Linked DNA regions of Homo sapiens: region 1 is linked to region 2. A link is an interaction called in ENCODE POLR2A ChIA-PET data of the cell type or tissue named here. Cell type or tissue: GM12878. All regions are shown on one strand. Each heading gives the region's core, and the rest is flanking DNA. Links, peaks and the distances in the headings are about the cores only. Region 1 overlaps LTBP4 (latent transforming growth factor beta binding protein 4). Region 2 overlaps SPTBN4 (spectrin beta, non-erythrocytic 4).

Region 1 (2,500 bases), core at 1-2,500, 51 kb after region 2:
GGTGAAACCCCGTCTCTACTAAAAATACAAAAATTAGCCGGATCTGGTGGCAAATGCCTGTAATCCCAGCTACTCAGGAAGCTGAGGCACAAGAATTGCCTGAACCCAAGAGGTGGAGGTTGCAGTGAGCCAAGATTGTGCAATTGCACTCCAGCCTGGGTGACAGAGTGAGACCCTGTCTCAAAAAAAAAAAAAAAAAAAAAAAAATCAGAACTGTTGTAGTGGCTGGTGACAGAAACCTGACTTAATCAGGTTTTATTTTTGTGTGTGTTCTTTTAAAAATGTATAAAGTATAAATGTATAAAGTACTAATCTTAAGTGTTCATAAACATTAATCTTTCCTAACATTTTATGAGGAAAATTTCTAAACACAAAGCAAATTGAGAGAATCATAGAATGAACACCTACCTACTCATGATCTAGATTATATTATCATTTTATTACACTTGCTTCCTCACATATCTATCCATTAATCCATCTAATTTTTTGGACAGAGTTAAAAGTAAATTGCAGGCACCAGTCTGCTTCCCCATAAATTCTTCAATATGCATATCACTAACCAGAATTCAATATGTGTTTACCAATGTATTCTTCTCTTCTCTCTTTTTTTTTTTTACTTTGAGGTGGGGTCTTGCTCTGTTGCCCAGGCTGGAGTGTGGTTGTTTGATCATAGCTTACTGCAGCCTCTAACTCCTGGGCTCAAGCCATCCTCCCTCCAGAACTGAGCTTCCGAGTAGCTGCTACCACAGGCACACGCAACCACGCCCAGCTAATGTTTTTAATTTTTGTAGAGATGAGTTTTTTTTTTTTTTTTGGAGACAGAGTTTTGCTCTAGTTGTCCAGGCTGGAGTGCAATGGCATGATCTTGGCTCACTGCAACCTCCACCTCCCGGGTTCAAGCAATTCTCCTGCCTCAGCCTCCCAAGTAGCTGAGATTACAGGTGCCCACCACTATGCCCAGCTAATTTTTTGTACTTTGAGTAGAGATGGAGTTTTGCCATGTTGGCCAGGCTGGTCTTGAACTCCTGACCTTAGGTGATCCGCCCACCGTGGCCTCCTAAAGTGCTGGGATTATAAGCATGAGCCACCACGCCTGGCCTGTAGAGATGAGTTATTGCTCTGTTGCCCAGACTGGTCTCAAACTCCTGGCTTTAAGCAACCCTCCCTCCTTGGCCTCCCAAAGCACTGGGATTACAGGCATGAGCCATTGTACCCTACAGATATTTTCATTCAACGTTCAATTTATATACAGTGAAATGCAGCAATCTTAATTATACATTCTGTAAATTTTCACAAATGCAAACACAACAGGTTTTATTTCTTTAAAGGGAATTAAAACTATAAAGTCTTGGGATATATTTGAACTCCAGGCATAACTGGATCCAGGAATTTTAACAAGGCTATTTCTATCTTCTCTGAGTTCTGCTTTCTTCTATTGCATGATTTTCAGGCAGATTATTTTTCACAATGATGAAGGTGGCCCTAGAACCTCTGGGCTAACATCTCCAGTGGGCCACCCGAGAGCTAAAAAGGGAGGTTTTTTTTTCAATATTTCTAGCAAAAGCGCCAGGCCTGGCTTTGATTGACCCAGCATGATCACTGCCTATGTCTGAACCAGAGAAATGCCGTCATCTGTTTGGTCATTCCTGGAACTTGTGCCCACCTCTCAGAGTAGATATAGCCCTACTCAAAGAACAGGATTGAAAATAGAGGAGCACAGGGTTCCCAAGGGAAATTCAAGGTTTCTCACTAGAAGAAAAACAGATGATGGGATCTGGGCCATTAAATATACACATTATATTTGAAAGCTGAGACTTTCGGACCTTTGGAATCATAGAAGCTTATAACCACTGAGTCCCTCTCCCCTGTTGTCTCCTGCTTACAGATGTGAACGAGTGTGAAACACTACAGGGTGTATGTGGAGCTGCCCTGTGTGAAAATGTCGAAGGCTCCTTCCTCTGTGTCTGCCCCAACAGCCCGGAAGAGTTTGACCCCATGACTGGACGCTGTGTTCCCCCACGAACTTCTGCTGGTGAGACTGATGTGTCTATTTAACTGATGGCGGCTGGCCCCATGGGAAAATCACGTGGTCTAATCATTCCTGATGTGGACAGCTACCATCAGCTAAATACTGTTGTTTTAAACATCAACAAAAGACACATAAGTTAACATGGGTAGTGAGACTGTGTCAGGAGAATTAGACCCTGGTCCTGACTCTACCAGATTCTTTCATTCAACAAATGTTCACAGGGTGTGCACTGTGTTCAGGCCATCTTCTGGGCACTGAGAACATAGTAGTGACCAGAAGGGATCACTGTCTGTCCTCAAGGGGCTCACAAGCCAATGGGGCAGACAGAGATATCACCAGATAGTGACAACCCAGAGAAATCAACAAGACTGTGACGGGGAAAGCCCAGGGGGGTTTTGGAGGAGGCGCCTGGCCCAGCATGAGAAGAGGATTAGGGAGTTCTTCCTGTAGGAGACGACATCTGAACTGAGA
Region 2 (16,391 bases), core at 5,336-7,835:
GCATGAAACAGGCTAAAGACAGGATGGGCAAGGGAGGTGTGGGACTGTATTTGTGAGGGTGGGTGAAGAATTCTAACAATTCCAGCATCTCAGTGGCTTCATTAGTGGGCATGGGCTTATTGCTCACATAGTGGTTGGATGTGAGTGTCCAGCAGAATCCTGTCCCCTGGTGATTGGGAGCCAGGGTCCTTCCATCATGCCACCCTGGGAGTCACATGCTGGACCCTCTGCATCCCGCTGCAGATGGGAAAAGATAGCAGGAGGATCACACAGAAGGTTTTAGGGATAAAGCCGGCACCCACACACTGCCAGCCCGGTGGCCTAACCTGTCTGCCAGGGAGGCTGCAAATTTTTTTTTCTCTTGAGATGGAGTCTTGCTCTGTTGCCCAGGCTGGAGTGCAGTGGCACAATATCACCTCACTGCAACCTCCGTCTCCCAGGTTCAAGCGATTCTCCTGCCTCAGCCTCCCAAGTAGCTGGGACTACAGGCGCCCACCACCACGTCTGGCTAATTTTGTATTTTTAGTAGAGAAAGGGTTTCACCGTGTTGGCCACTCTGGTCTCAAACTCCTGGCCTCAAGTGGTCCACCTGCCTCAGCCTTCCAAAGTGCTGGGATTACAGGCATAAGCCACCGTGCCTGACCTAGGCTGGAAATTTAGTTTCATGGTGTGGCTAGGAAGAAAAGGACCTAGGGAATCAGGGACACCTGGCATTGCTTCTGGGAATGCAGATCCTGCAGCCTGCATTCATTTACTCAGCAAATATGTATTAAATGCATATGGTGTGCCATGTGGTGAGCAAGGCCAAGCACTTGCCCTGAGACAGATTGCATTCTCATAGCACTTATTACTTTCTGAAATATAGCATGGGGATGGGGCACAGTGGCTCACGCCTGTAATCCCAGCACTTTGGGAGGCTGAGGCAGGCAGATCACCTGAGCTCAGGAGTTTGAGACCAGCCTAGCCAACATGGCAAAACTCCGTCTCTACTAAAAATACAAAAATTAGCCAGGCATAGTGGTGGACACCTGTAATCCCAGCTACTTGGGAGGCTGAGGCAGGAGAATCGCTTGAACCCGGGAGGTGGAGGTCACAGTGAGCCAAGATCGTGCCACTGCACTCCAGCCTGGGTGACAAGAGCAAAACTCCGTCTCAAAAAAAAAAAAAAGAAAAGAAAAAAAAATGAAATATAGCGTGGGTATATATACATACATAGGAAGGGAATGATAGCTGGCAAAGTCTCTCTGAGGATGTGCGTTTGACTGGAGACCTGAATGAAGTGATGGGTGAGTCAGGTAAAGTTTTGAGGGAAGAGTTTTCTAGGTGGAGGGACCCACAAGTGCAAGGGCCCAGAAGTGGGCTGTAGTTAGGCATGTGTGAGGAAAAGCTAGAGATCACTGTGGCCAGATGGAGGGAGGGAGTGAGGGAGTGTAGGGTGAGAGGAAGTGAGTACAGAGGGGCACTGGGGCCCTGGAAACCACACATGGTGAGGAGCATGCCTTCTCTATGAGGAACGTGGGAGCCATGCGAGAGTTTAGAGCAGAGTGGAGTGATGTGATGTGTACATTTGAGAAAAATAGGCCGGGCATGGTGGCTTATACCTGTCATCCCAGCACTTTGGGAGGCCAAGGCGGGTGGATCACTTGAGGACAGGACTTTGAGACCAGCTTGGCCAATGTGGCGAAACCCCGCCTCTACTAAAAATACAAAAATTAGCTGGGTGTTGTGGCATGTGCCTGTAGTCCCAGCTACTGGGGAGGCTGAGGCAGGAGAATTGCTTGAACCTGGAAGGTGGAGGTTGCAGTGTGCTGAGATCGTACCACTGCACTCCAGCCTGGGCAACAGAGCGAGACTCTGTGTCAAAAAAAAAAAAAAAAAAAAAAAGGCTGGGCACAGTGGCTCACACCTGTAATCCCAGCATTTTGGGAGGCTGAGGTGGGTGGATCACTTGAGGTCGGGAGTTCGAGAGCAGCCTGACCAACATAGAGAAACCTCATCTCTACTAAAAATACAAACTTAGCCGGGTGTGGTGGCACATGCCTGTAATCCCAGCTACTTGGGAGGCTGAGGCAGGAGAATTGCTTGAACCCAGGAGGCGGAGGTTGCGGTGAGCCAAGATTGTGCCATTGCACTCCAGCCTGGGCAACAAGAGCGAAATTCCATCTCAAAAAAAAAAAAATTAAATATACAGGGAAGTAAAGGTAACCCACATGTGTATCGTGAACACTTGGCTTGAACAACCATCAACATTTGGCCAATCTAGCCAAAAGAGGTGGCTCACGCCTGTAATCCCAACACTGGGAGGCCAAGGCAAGAGGATCACTTGAGGCCAGGAGTTTGAGACTACCCTACGCAACATAGTGAGACCCCATCTCTACAAAAAAGAAAAAAATTAGTCAAGCATGGTGGTGTGCATGCCTGTTGTCCCAGCTACTTGGGAGTCTGAGGGAGGAGGATCACTTGAGTCCAGGAGGGTCAGGCTGCAGTGAGCCATGATTATGCCATTTCACTCCAGCCTGGGTGACAGAGCGAGATTCTGTCTTAAAAAAAAATTTTTTTTTTTTAATTAGCTGGGCATTGTGGTGCATGCCTGTAGTCCCAGCTACCCTGGAGGCTAAGCCAGGATGATCACTTAAGCCCAGGTGGTAGATTCAAACCATAGCATGAAGCTATGATTGCCAACTGATGGAACCTTCAGAAACTTGGAATTTGTTTTGGACATAAGATGGCTTAGAATGGTGCTGTCCAATAGTTATATAACACGAGCCACAAATGCGAGCCACATATATACTTTAAAATCTTCTTGTGGCCATACTAACAAAGCAAAGCAAATGAAACTTAATTTTAGTAATACATTTTTATTTAACCTGACATACCCAAAGTATTATCACTTCAACAGGTAGTCAATATTAAAACTATTAATGAGGCCAGGCAGTTTCGAACTTCTGGCCTCAGGTGATCCGCCCGCCTCAGCCTCCCAATCTCAGCCAAGCGGAGATCGCACCACTGCAGTCCAGCCTAGGTGACAGAAGGAGACTCCATCTCAAAAACAACAACAACCAAAACAAAGAAACAAAACTATTAATGAGGCCAGGCGCAGTGGCTCATGCCTGTAATCTCGGCTGAGATTGGGAGGCTAAGGCAGGCGGATCACCTGAGGCCAGAAGTTCGAGACCAGCCTGGCCAACATGCCAAAAATCCATCTCTACTGAAAATACAGAACAAAAAATTAGCCAGGCTTGGTGGCGGGCACCTGTAATCCCAGCTACTCGGGAGGCTGAGGCAGGAGAATTGCTTGAACCCAGAAGGTGGAGGCTGCAGTGAGCCAAGATCACGCCATTGCACTCCAGCCTGGGCAAGAAGAGCAAATCTCTGTCTCAAAAACAAACAAACAAACAAACAAAGGCTGGGTGCGGTGGCTCACGCCTGTAATCCCTGCACTTTGGGAGGCCTAGGCAGGCGGATCAACTGAGGTCAGGAGTTTGAGACCAGCCTGACAAACATGTTGAAACCCTGTTTCTACTAAAAATACAAAAAAATTAGCCAGGCATGGTGGCAGGTGCCTGTAATCCCAGCTACTCAGGAAGCTGAGGCAGGGGAATCGCTTGAACCTACCTAGAAGGGGGAGGTTGCAGTGAGCGGAGATCGCACCACTGCACAACAACAACAAAAAACTATTAATGAGACATTTTACATTCTTTTTTACATTAACTCCACAAAATCTGGTGTGCATTTTACACTTTACACCAAAATTCAGACTGGCCACATTTCAAGTGCTCACATGTCTAGTGGCTACTGCCTTGGAGAGCACAGACTTGGAACGTTAAAATCATTGGCTAGTGGAACCTTCAGAAGCATAGCTAGAAAAAGTTTGAAAATTTGGATCTTGGCTGGGTGTGGTGGCTTATGCCCATAGCCTTGAACTTTGGGAGGCTGAGGCAGGTGGATTGCTTGAGCCCAGGGGTTTGAGACCAGCCTGGGCAACATAGCAAGACCCTGTCTCTACAGAAAATGAAAAATTAGTTGGGTGTGATGGTGTGCACCTGTGGTCCCCGCTACTCAGGAGGCTGAGGCAGGAGGATTGCATGAGCCCAGGAGGTTGAGACTGAAGTGAGCTGCAATCTTGCCACTGCACTCCAGTCTGGGCAACAGAGCAAGACCCTATTAAAAAAAAAAAAAAGGAAAATTTGGATCTTGAAATCCTAGAAGGTTAGAATCACCAAAGTGTGAAATTTTAGAAACTTGGAAAATTTGAATCATTGAATTAGTGAACCATGGACCCTCAGAATTTGGTCATCGAAAGTAGGTGTCTCAGTCTGGTTTGGTGACTCAACGCCTGTAATCCCAGCACTTTGGGAGACTGAGATGGGAGGATCACCTGAGGTCAGGAGTTCAAGACCAGCCTGGCCAACATGGAGAAACCCCATCTCTACTAAAAATATAAAAATTATCTGGGCGTGGTGGCAGGTGCCTGTAATCCCAGCTACTCAGGAGGCTGAGGCAGGAGAATCGCCTGAACTCGGGAGGTGGAGTTTGCAGTGAGCCGAGATCGCCCCACTGCACTCCAGCCTGGGCCATAGGGTGAGACTTTATCTCAAAAAAAAAAAGAAAAGAAAAGAAAAGAAAAGAAAGTAAGTGTCTTGAGGTGGTATGGGATGTCAGCCTCAAGGATTTGGGGTCACCAGGAGCCACATGTATGGGGCAGGCTGAGGAGGCTCCCTGTGGCTCAGATCCCTGCCTGCCACCCACTGCAGGGACGTGTCATCAGTGGAGGTGCTCATGAACTACCACCAGGGCCTGAAGACTGAGCTGGAGGCGCGGGTGCCTGAGCTGACCACCTGCCAGGAGCTGGGGCGATCTCTGCTGCTCAACAAAAGTGCCATGGCTGATGAGGTGGGGAGCAGGGAGGGGGTCCCCCTCTGCCACCCGGGCACATTGGGGTGGAAGCCATTCCACACCCTGACTTCCCTCCCACCCACCTGCCACTCCCAGATCCAGGCACAGCTGGACAAGCTGGGAACCAGGAAGGAGGAGGTGTCGGAAAAGTGGGACCGCCATTGGGAGTGGCTGCAGCAGAGTGAGTGGGGGCCCAGGCACACGTGGTTCAAGGGCACAGGGACATGCTCCAGCCTGTCCAGCCAAGGCCCAGAGGGTGACAGGAGCATGCTTTGCACCCTACCCATGGGTCTCCAGAAGCAAACATAAGGGCCTGGAAGGGTGGACAAGGGGGCTGCCTTGCCATTGAATACCCACCCTTGAAAAAAAAGTCTTAAAGTCCTGGGTGGGGGGACATTAAGGAAGGAGGAATGGGAGTCAGAAAGGAGGAATGATGCCCACTGAAATAGCCCCAGCCTCTGCCATTCCTGCAGAGCCCAGGATGGTCAGGGCTCGGGTATGGAAAGCCGGAGGGGTGTGGAAGGCCAGGGGAACAGCCATTGCCCCCAGGAAGGGCCCCAGATGCCCCAGAATCCTTACCCTGCATGCCCCTCCTCAGTGCTGGAGGTGCACCAGTTTGCCCAGGAGGCGGTGGTGGCTGATGCCTGGCTGACAGCCCAGGAGCCGCTCCTGCAGAGCCGGGAGCTGGGCAGCAGCGTGGATGAGGTGGAGCAGCTTATCCGGCGACATGAGGCCTTCCGCAAAGCGGCTGCAGCCTGGGAAGAGAGGTTCAGCTCTCTGCGGCGCCTGACCACGGTCAGCTCCCCAGATACTGCCCCATTACCCCCACCCCCACCAAGACCCCCACACCCATGGCTCTATATGAGACAGACACACCGAGACATGGTGCTTGGTCCTGTGTTGTGTGAGTGCCAAGACAGACTCTTGCTAGGCTCCCAGTGGAGCAGAGGGACAGACCTGTCACCAGTGACAGCCCAGAATGTCAGGGATGTGATAGGGGAAGAACAAGCAGAGGGATAGTGCCTGGGATGGGGGAGTGGGAGGGGGAACTGGCCTGGGGGATTCTATTCTGAGACTTGAATAATTAGGTGAAGAGAATGTAGTAATAAAAAGGATTAGGCCAGGTGTGACGGCTCATGCCTGTAGTCCCAGCATTTTGGGAGACCAAGATGGGTGGATCACTTGAGGCCAGGAGTTTGAGACCAGCCTGGCCAACGTGGTGAAACCCCATCTCTACTAAAAATGCAAAAATTAGCTGGGCGTGGTGGTGCACGCCTGTAATCCCAGCTACTCGGGAGGCTGAGGCAGGATAATCACTTGAACTTGGGAGGCAGAGGTTGCAGTGAGCCAAGATCGTGCCACTGCCTGGGTAACAGAACAAGACTCCATCTCAAAACAACAACAACAATAAAAAAAAAACAACAAAAAAAAACCGCTTAAAGGCTGGGTGGGGTGGCTCACACCTGTACTCTCTTTGGAAGCCTAGGCGGGAGGATCACTTGAACCCAGGAGTTCAAGACCAGCCTTGGCAACATACTGAGAAGCCGTCTCTACCAAAACCAAAAGCAAACAAAGAAAAAACAGCCAGGCGTGATGGCACGTGCCTGTAGTCCCAGCTACTCAGAGGGGTGACTGAGACTCGAGGATCACTTGAGCACTGGAGGTCAAGGCTGCAATGAGCTATGATCTTGCTGCTTGCACTCCAGCCTGGGCGACAGAGCAAGACTGTCTCAAAAATAAATAAATAAATAAATAAATAAATAAATAAATAAATAAATAAAGTCTTAAAGTCCTGGGTGGGGGGACATTAAGGAAGGAGAAATGGGAGTCAGAAAGGCACGCAGAGCAATTGATTTACCCAATTTTTAAAAAAGTGATTTAGCCAATTCTTAAAAGAGCAATAGGTGTTTGCCGGAGAGAATAGGCTTTAAGTTCTTGGCAGAGAGCAAAGCATCGCACAGGCCTGGACACCTTGCTTTTTCAAGGAACTGGTCAATTGAGTGATGAGGCAGAAAAACCCAGGCCGCCTCCCCGGACCTCCCCCTTACCCCGCCCCGGCCCCACGCCTCCAACCTAACCCTGGTCCCTCCATCCTCAGATCGAGAAAATCAAAGCGGAACAGAGCAAGCAGCCGCCTACCCCACTGCTGGGGCGCAAGTTCTTTGGGGACCCCACGGAACTGGCGGCCAAGGCGGCGCCCCTGCTGCGGCCAGGGGGCTATGAAAGGGGCTTGGAGCCCCTGGCCCGCCGAGCCTCGGACACGCTCTCGGCCGAGGTGCGGACTCGGGTGGGGTATGTGCGCCAGGAGCTCAAGCCCGAGCGCCTCCAGCCGCGCATTGACCGGCTGCCGGAGATCCCGGGGAGGGTGGAGCCCGCGGCCCTGCCGGCCGCACCAGAGGACGCGGCGGAGACCCCCGCGACCCCCGCGGCGGCGGAGCAGGTGCGGCCACGACCGGAGCGCCAGGAGTCAGCTGATCGCGCGGAGGAGCTGCCCAGGAGGCGGCGGCCTGAGCGGCAAGAGTCAGTCGATCAATCCGAGGAGGCTGCGCGGAGGCGGCGGCCGGAGCGGCAGGAGTCAGCGGAGCACGAGGCGGCACACAGCCTTACCCTGGGCCGCTATGAGCAGATGGAGCGGCGGCGCGAGCGGCGTGAGCGGCGCTTGGAGCGGCAGGAGTCCAGCGAACAGGAGATGCCCATCAGAGGAGACCTGGTCAAGGGGTGAGGTGCCCGCCTTATGACCAGAAAGTGAGGGGAGGGGAAAGCGGAGAGCTCCTAGAACCCCTCAGGCCCAGTGAAAGGGCTTCAGGGCTCAGAACTTCCCAAAGAAGGAGATATCGCCGCGGTACCCATTTTGCAGAGGTGTAAACTGAAGCTGCAAGATAATCGATGTGCCCATTGTTACACAGAAAGGGGAGCCCTTCCTGTTGAAAGAAAAGGCAGACTGCCTTTCTCCAGACGTAGGTTCTCGGCCCCTGGGTTGTGACTCCTGCATCAAGTCTCCCGGGTGCCCCGAGGCAGGGATTTTGTCCTCTCTGTGCCTCAGTTTGCCCACTGGGCTAATGGTGGAACCCTCACCTCCTTGATTGGAGAGGAGACCCTTTATCACAATTCTCTCAGCAGCCTTATGAAGTGGGGGCTGTTGTCTTCTCCATTGTATGACTAGGGCAACTGAGGCACAAAAAGGGCAAGTCACTCAGCTTAAACGAACCAGGACTTTCAGAATCCAGAGTTGGCCAGTGTGTGTTGTGCAGATCTGTCCAGTCAGCTGAGTGTGTCTCCAGAAAGAGGCCTTTGGTCAGGAGACAATGACTTCTTGATTCTTTTTAAATTGCACATTTCATGAACATTTGCTGAGTGCCCACTCTGCCTGGCATGTGCTGAGTCGAGCGGTGACTGAACCAGTCCCATCCCTGACTTTAGAGACTCACAGTCCATTGGGAAAAACAGGCTTGTCATCAATGATGACCGAGAATTATCTGGGCTGGAATGGGGGCGATTGGGGGACTGGAGAGTCAGGGGTGGGTGGAGAAAGGCAACGTTTGCAAGTTGTTCTTTGTGCTGCTTAAAATTCAAAGGGGCATCTGGGCGCGGTGGCTCACGCCTGTAATCTCAGCACTTTGGGAGGTTGAGGCGGGCAGATCACTTGAGGTCAGAAGTTCGAGACCAACCTGGCCAATATAGCAAAACCCTGTCTCTACTAAAAATGCAAAAATTAGCCGGCATGGTGGCGCACGCCTGTAGTACCAGCTACTTGGGAGGCTGAGGCAGGGGAATCGCTTCAACACAGGAGGCAGAGGTTGCAGTGAGCCGAGATCATGCACCACTACACTCCAGCCTGGGCAACAGAGAAAGACTCCGTCTCAAAAAAAAAAAAAAAAAAATTCAAAGGGGCGAGAGGTTTGGTCTTCCATTCAGCAGACACGTCCCAAACACCTGTGGTACCTAAGGCGAGCATCTGAGAGAAACAGCTGCAGAAGTGGGCAGGGGCCTGGCACTTCCAGCTAAGAAGTGGAGGCTCCTCTGCCCAGCCAGACAGGTCCATGGGAGAAGGAACCCTGGTTTCACTGGGTCTTTCTGTCCCCCATCCCCCAGGAAGGCCACCCTGGCTGACATTGTGGAACAGCTGCAGGAGAAAGAGGCAGGCCCAGGGCTGCCTGCTGGGGTAAGTTGAGCCTCGGATGGGTGGGGATAGGAGGACCCCTTTTTCAGAGCAGGAGGCAGGATCTCAGAAACAGCCAGTGCCTAGCCCTGGCAGGACCCATTCCCTACCTGGACCCTGCAGAGACAGCATGGACTCTCAGGGTCCCCAGAATCTGAAAATGTCCCCCTTAGAAAGACGGGGCACCTACCTAAGAGACCCCTACTGCCCCTCCACACACACACACACACACACACACACACACACACACAGACACACACACACAGACACACACACACAGACACACAGACACAGATACACACACAGACACACACACACAGACTCTTCCCACATCTGTCCTGGACTCCGTATTTCTTCAGCTCAGTGGGGTCCCAAATTTCTTCATAGCCTCATACACACACACACAGAAGGAAGCCCCAGGTTTCTCCTGCAGACAGTGGGGACACGCCCTGCTTGCACCCCCACCTCCAGAGATCTGGCTGCCTCTTTCCACCACCGAGAGAGATTCCAAACCAATGAGTCCTAACAGACTCACTCCCAAGACCCATGGGGCCCTAAGAATTGGGCCTCCAACCCTGAGGTCCTCCCATACTCGCCTCCGAGACAAATGGCCCTGTAGACAGATGGGACCCCAGACCCATGACTCCCCCAAACAGATGACCCCCACACCCTCTCCATGGACAGCACCCCTCTTCCCCCTCCCTTCACACAGCCGTCGCTGCCTCAGCCACGCGAGCTTCCCCCAGGTCGCCTGCCCAACGGGCTTGAGCTGCCCGAGCGGACACCTCGGCCGGACCGGCCCCGGGCGCGGGACCGGCCCAAGCCGCGACGGCGGCCGCGGCCCAGAGAGGGTGGTGAGGGCGGGGGAAGCCGGCGCTCGCGCTCCGCCCCGGCCCAGGGCGGCTCCGCCCCCGCGCCTCCGCCACCGCCCACTCACACAGTGCAGCACGAGGGCTTCCTACTGCGCAAGCGCGAGCTCGACGCTAACCGCAAGTCGTCCAACCGGTGAGCGTGTGGGCGGGGCTTTGGAAGGCGGGTCTCAGGCTCAGGGTGACCATTGCGTGGAGCGGTGGGACTGAGGAGGGGGTGTGGCTCAACTTCAGGCCCTCCAGCAGGTGGCGGTAGTAGGTGGGGCCAGAGCTGGGGGGTGGTGGTGGCTTAAATCAAGAAAGCCAACCAATGAGCAGGAGGGGGTGTGGTTTAACGTCAGGCCCTCCAACCCGTGGGGGTAGTAGGTGGGGCCAGATGAGGGGTGGGGCTCAACTTTGATGATTCCAACCAATGAACAGGAAGGGGCAGGACCTAAGGTTAGTGCATCTAATGGATGATGGGTAGAGCTTAGGTGGGAACAGAAGGAAAATGTTCTGAAAGTGAGTAAATTGGAACCTAACCTCTTAGCAACCAACCCAGGAGTTGATCAGCTAAATAGCAAAGAGGGAGGCATCTAGTTGAGAAGGTTTCAATGGCTTGTCGTGGAGCTTGGAGAGGTCACTCAACCAATGAGTGGGGTGGGTCTACCCTTGAAGTTTCAAATTGGGGGAGGGTCCGAAAACGGGCAGAGCCCAAACTAATGAGGGTAGGGGTTGGGAAGGGGGAGTCATCTCTTACAGGTTTCCAAATGAGGGTCTAGCCATGATGTGCCTGCTCTTGGGGAGTCCAGCTCCTGCTTGTCCACCCTCTTTTTGTCCAACTGAGAGGCAGAATCTGGGGACAAGTGGAGCCAAAAAGGGGTATCACCGGCCAGTAATGGAGTGAGTCCCAAGATATGAAGTGGGCAGGACAGATTCAGATTTTGCTAGTGGAATCTGTAGGTGGTCTTTCTTCCTCGTACCTAATGCCAAGGTAGGAATAAACAAGGGCACCTAGTATGTTTTGCTTTGGGAGGGATTCCTCCAGGATCGAGGCTTTGGATGACTGGAGAGACAGGAATTCTTTATTCCAGACAGTAGACCAATAGACTTTCCTTGAGAAAGCTCCATGAGTGGGGAGGATTGAGTGGAGCAAAGGCTTATGGAGGAGACAGCTTAAGACTTACCTTCAGGAAATTCAGTATGGGAGGGGATAAGGAAGGGAAATCTCAGCCTGGGCAAAGGCTTGATACTGAGAGACTTAAATGCTCCCCTCAGGGCAGCAACAGCCTTAAGGAAGAGCATTTTAGGTCCAACTAGGGCGCAACTAGGGCGCAAAGGTCCAGAGGTAGGAAGGCTCAGACATATTCAGACCTTGAGGATGTTAATGAAGAGTTATTAGGCAGAGTGCTGCGGCTCTGCCTTGAGCCCCATCTTGTCGCTCCAGGTCGTGGGTGAGCCTGTACTGTGTGCTTAGTAAGGGGGAACTGGGCTTCTACAAGGACTCCAAGGGCCCGGCATCCGGGAGCACACACGGTGGGGAACCGCTGCTCAGCCTGCACAAGGCCACCAGCGAGGTGGCTAGTGACTACAAGAAAAAGAAGCATGTCTTCAAGCTCCAGTGAGCCCCCCAATGGGCAGGAGGGAGGGATCCAAGGCTCAGCTTCAACTCCCAGTGGGACCCTGGCTTCCCTGGGGGACACTTGGTGGGCAGGTGGGCTGGGCCCCTTCCCCAGATCTCTGAAGTCCTGTGTCCCTTCCTGCAGGACCCAGGATGGCAGTGAGTTTTTGCTCCAGGCAAAAGATGAGGTGAGATCTGGTCCTTTCCTCCCTCTGTGTGGACCTCAGTAATGACCTGGCTGTCTGGCTCCTGACCCAGAGTGATGGGGCTGTGAGAAGGGACACTCACAGGCCAGAGTTATCAGGGCTGTAATGGGAAAGCCCACAGGCACTGAGAGCCCAAAGGAGGTTCCTAACCCAGTGGGGAGTGGGAAGGGCTTCAGGGAGGGCTGCCTGCAGATCCTGATGACAAAGTCCAACATCTTTGCCGTGGTCACTCAGGTGAGACTGGAATGGAGGGAGTTCGCTTTAAAAAGGGGTGATTTGGCCAGGCGCGGTGGCTCACGCTTGTAATCCCAGTACTTTGGGAGGCCAAGACGGGCAGATCACCTGAGGTCAGGAGTTTGAGACCAGCCTGGCCAACATGGTGAAACCCCGTCTCTACTAAAAAATACAAAAATTAACTGGGCATGGTGGCAGGTGCCTTAATCCCAGCTACTTGGGAGGCAGAGGCAGGAGAATCGTTTGAACCTGGAAGGCGGAGGTTGCAGTGAGCTGAGATGGAGCCATTGCACTCAAGCCTGGGGGACAACAGCGAGACTTCCTTCGAAAATAAAATAAAAATAAAAAGGGTGATTCAGAGGGACAGTGGGGGTCTAAAAAAAGGAGTGATTCAGGTTGGGCACCATGGCTCAGGCCTGTAATCCCAGCACTTTGGGAGGCCAAGGCAGGAGACTGCTTGAGCCCAGGACTTCAAGATCAGCCTGGGCAACACGGAAAGATCCCATCTCTATGGGTAATAATAATAATAAATTAGCCGGGAGTGGTGGCACATGCCTGTGGTCCCAGCTACTCAGGAGGCCGAGTGGAAGGATCACCTGAACCAGGGAGGTCAAGGCTACAATGAGCTGTGATTGTACTATGGCACTCCAGGCTGGGTGACAGAGTGAGATTCTGTCTCAAAAACAAGAGGGGGTGGGTGATCTAGGTAGAGGGAACTGCAAGTGCAGAGGACCAGAGGTGCAGTATTGCAAAGGGTTAACTGCTGGAGGGCAGAGTTCATGGAAGAAGGTCCCAGAAAGGTTCCCAGGAGATAGGTGTCTCAGGACAGGATGGGCCATTTGGAGGAGATTGGATTTTTTACCTAAGGGCACTGGAGAGCTAGGGGGGATTACAGTGATGTGTAAAAAAGATTCCTGGCTGGGCGCAGTGGCTTACGCCTGTAATCCCAGCACTTCGGGAGGCCGAGGCGGGTGGATCACCTGAGGTCAGGAGTTTGAGGCCAGCCTGACCAACATGGAGAAACCCCATCTCTTATGGTGCATGCCTGTAATCCCAGCTACTCGGGAGGCTGAGGCAGGAGGATTGCTTGAACCCGGAAGGCAGAGGTTGCAGTGAGCTGAGACAGCGCCATTGCACTCCAGCCTGGGTAACAAGAGCAAAACTCCATCTCAAAAACAAAATAAACAGGCCGGGCATGGTGGCTCACGCCTGTAATCCCAGCATTTTGGGAGGCCGAGGCGGGCAGATCACAAGGTCAGGAGATCGAGACCATCCTGGCTGACACGGTGAAACCCCGTCTCTACTAAAAATACAAAAAAATTAGCTGGGCATGGTGGCGGGCGCCTGTAGTCCCAGCTACTTGGGAGGCTGAGGCAGAAGAATGGCTTGAACCCGGGAGGTGGAGCTTGCAGTGAGCTGAGATTGCGCCACTGCACTCCAGCCTGAGCGACAGAGCGAGACTCCATCTCAAAACAAAACAAACAAACAAAACAAAACAAAACAAAACAAAACAAAAAAAGATTCCTTTGGCTACCTGGGTGGGTAGCCCAGGCCGCGGCCAGGGCAGGGACCCAAGTGGGAGAGCGCATGGCTGGGCCACACAGGCCTGTGGGGAGAGGAGGAAGAGGAGTCTGAGAGAGGCAAGCATAAAGGTGGTTTGAAGAGATGTTGAGAGTAATAACTAACACTTGTTATCTCATTCAATCTTCACAAGATGCAATGAAGAAGTGGGCTTTTTTTTTTTTTGAGACAGAGTTTCTCTCTTGTCACCCAGGCTGGAGTGCCATGGCGCAATCTCAGCTCACTGCAACCTCCACTTCCCGGGTTCAAGCGACTCTCCTGCCTCAGCTACCTGGGTGACTGGGATTACAGGCTTGCGCCACCATGCCCGGCTAATTTATGTATTTTTAGTAGAGACGGGGTTTCTCCATGTTGGTCAGGCTGGTCTCAAACTCCTGACCTCAGGTGATCCACCCGCCTCAGCCTCCCAAAGTGCTGGGATTACAGGCATGAGCCACCACACCCGGCCAGAAGTAGGCCTTTACCCACTACATGCCTTCTTTTACTTATCTGCACAATGAAGATTAAAAATAGTTTCTTGGCCTGGCATGGTGCCTCACACCTGTAATTCCAGCACTTTGGGAGGCTGAGGTGGGCAGATCATTTGAGGTCAGAAGTTCAAGACCAGTGTGGCCAACGTGGCGAAACCCCATCTCTACTAAAAATACAAAAAGTAGCCAGGCATGGTGGCACGTGCCTGTAGTCCCAGACACTCAGGAGACTGAGGCACAAGAATCTCTTGAACCTGGGAGATGGAGGTTGCAGTGAGCTGACATCGAGCCATTGCACTCCAGCCTGGGGGACAGAGCAAGACTCTGTCTCAAAAAAAAAAAAAAAAAAGTCTCTTATCATAGGGTTACTGTGAGAATTAAATTGCTCCATGTTTAATTGATACATGATAAACTGATACTTAGCACAGGGCCTAGTAAATATCAGTGCTCTAGTAGTGCCTGCCCATATTATTATCATTGTTTGTGTCATTTATCTCTGTAGTAGGAAGTATATACAATCCTATTGCATAGGTTTAAGGGAATTAATCCACTAAAGTGTTTGGAACAGAGCCTGGCACATATTGCTATGTAACTGCATCATCATCATCATCCCTTTTTAATAGATGAGAAAACTGAATTTCAGAGAGGGTAGTCTGATCTGAAATTCACCTATTATTCCAGCTTCTCTCTTCCAAATACGGCCTCTGTGCCCTGTTTCTTCCCCCAGGAGGAGATGAACGGCTGGCTGGAGGCTGTAGCTTCCTCGGTGGCGGAACACGCAGAGATCGCCCGCTGGGGCCAGACACTACCCACTACTTCATCCACAGATGAGGGCAACCCTAAGAGGGAAGGCGGAGATCGCAGGGCCAGCGGGCGCAGGAAGTGACTTCCCACCCCCAGGACCTGACACATCTCGTCTCCCCTCTTTTCCGCACTGTGGGCACAAAGACACTTTTTCTTCCGCAGGGGCGGGAGCCCCTAGTTCCAACACTGAGGACGCGTGACATGGTGGGCACCGGAAAGGAGGGGACTTCTCCTGCACCCCAAGAAGTGGTGGGGAGATTGCTGCCCCTATAGCCATATCTCGGCCCCTTCCCACTCACCACCCCCACCCCAGGTGCTGGGGGTCCCTTATTTTTATGCAATAACTGAGCTTGATGGGGGTGGGCAGGGGGCCAGTTGAGCCAAGCCCCCAGCCCCGATCTGCAGATCCTGCCCCAAGAAGCTGGGGTGGTGGGGGCAGTAATTCCTGCCCCCCTCTCTGCCCTAGGGATGGGCACGGGGGCGCTGGTGAGGTCCCCTGGACCATCCAGGGTGCTAGGGGGCAGGGAGGGGACACCCCCTCCCCGCCTTTACCTCACTTCCAATGCTGCCTTGATCTCTGTCTGGGAGGGGGGAGTGAAGGGGCCCTAGCCCCCTGCACTCCGCCGCCTCAGAGCCATGCGGTTAATTCCTGACTTAGTTTATTTTTGCAAAACGTCGATCTCCTCCTCCCCCGCCCCGCATCCGCGAAGGCTTTTAATGGGAGGGGCGTCAAAGCTCAAAACTGTTTTCCTCTCTCCTCCCCCCTCCAGTTGTAAATGCCACTTCATGAGGGGAGGGGCGAGGGGAAGCCCACCCCTGCATGCTTCTGGCTGGAGCACCTCCCTGGGGAGTCGGGGGATTGGGTTGTGGGCAGTCCCCATGGCCGCCTGGAGAAGCCGCTGGGGCCCGGGGGTGTGGGGCGGTGTGGCGGGCGCACACTGTATGTACCTATAATAAACCCTTTGGCTTTGACGGTCTATGGTCCTTTGTTTGGGTTTTCTGGGCTGCGCCCGGGAGGATTGAAAGGAGGGCTGTGGTGGCTGTAGGGGTGGGTGCGGGGTGGGGAGAGGGGCACGGGGGTACCGTGGCTGCGGAGAACATCCAGATGTACCCTTTTATGTGGACTTAATTTCGGGGTCTAAACACACGCCCCTTGACGAGAACCTAGAGGGATGGAGAATATTTCGTTATGCTTCGTAATAAACTTCCCCAAAGGAGACTCCGGGTCCGCCCCGTCAAGTTCAGGAAAGGCGGACCCCTTTAAGGAGGCGGAAAAGTTAACCGCGATGGGCAGGCGCTCTGTCCAATCGCTAGTGACTCCTGGAGTCTCTGGCCCAATGAGCAGCCTATGGAGGCGGGGTCCGGGTGCACACCCGGAAGTGGGTGCGGGCCAGCCGGCTCGCCCGGGGGCCATGGCAGCAGCGGCTACTGCAGCCGAGGGGGTCCCCAGTCGGGGGCCTCCCGGGGAAGTCATTCATCTGAATGTGGGAGGCAAGAGGTGAGTGTGGGAGACTCCTGAGGTCCCATCCTCGGGGGCGGGAAGCGGGGTGGGAGTATCCGCCTCTCCTGGGG

Evidence for each region. Peaks named below come from ENCODE experiments on the same cell type or tissue, not always from the same donor. Only the 100,000 strongest peaks of a DNase experiment are listed, where the experiment ranks them.
Region 1: POLR2A ChIA-PET joins it to region 2 with 8 read pairs; 24 of 35 experiments call an interaction of 5 or more read pairs at or near these places.

Annotation. Positions count from the first base shown.
Region 1 is chr19:40,617,462-40,619,961 of GRCh38, forward strand. LTBP4 (latent transforming growth factor beta binding protein 4) reads left to right here. Exons shown (of 30, transcript NM_001042545.2): 22 at 1,886-2,032. Among named protein-coding and RNA genes, the nearest start is that of LTBP4, 17 kb to the left of the region's middle. In GM12878, for the core only: no CTCF peak of the experiment used is centred there; no DNase peak of the experiment used is centred there; H3K27ac peaks cover 481 bases.
Region 2 is chr19:40,560,669-40,577,059 of GRCh38, forward strand. SPTBN4 (spectrin beta, non-erythrocytic 4) reads left to right here. Exons shown (of 36, transcript NM_020971.3): 28 at 4,755-4,893; 29 at 4,993-5,077; 30 at 5,495-5,691; 31 at 6,995-7,614; 32 at 8,989-9,058; 33 at 9,768-10,060; 34 at 11,351-11,524; 35 at 11,670-11,712; 36 at 14,743-15,796. The coding sequence ends at 14,901. SHKBP1 (SH3KBP1 binding protein 1) reads left to right here and starts at 16,205. Exons shown (of 18, transcript NM_138392.4): 1 at 16,205-16,317. The coding sequence starts at 16,232. RefSeq lists an enhancer at 9,528-9,597 and silencers at 9,828-10,397, 15,594-15,683, 16,034-16,213, 16,234-16,303. In GM12878, for the core only: no CTCF peak of the experiment used is centred there; no DNase peak of the experiment used is centred there; H3K4me3 peaks cover 297 bases; H3K27me3 peaks cover 496 bases.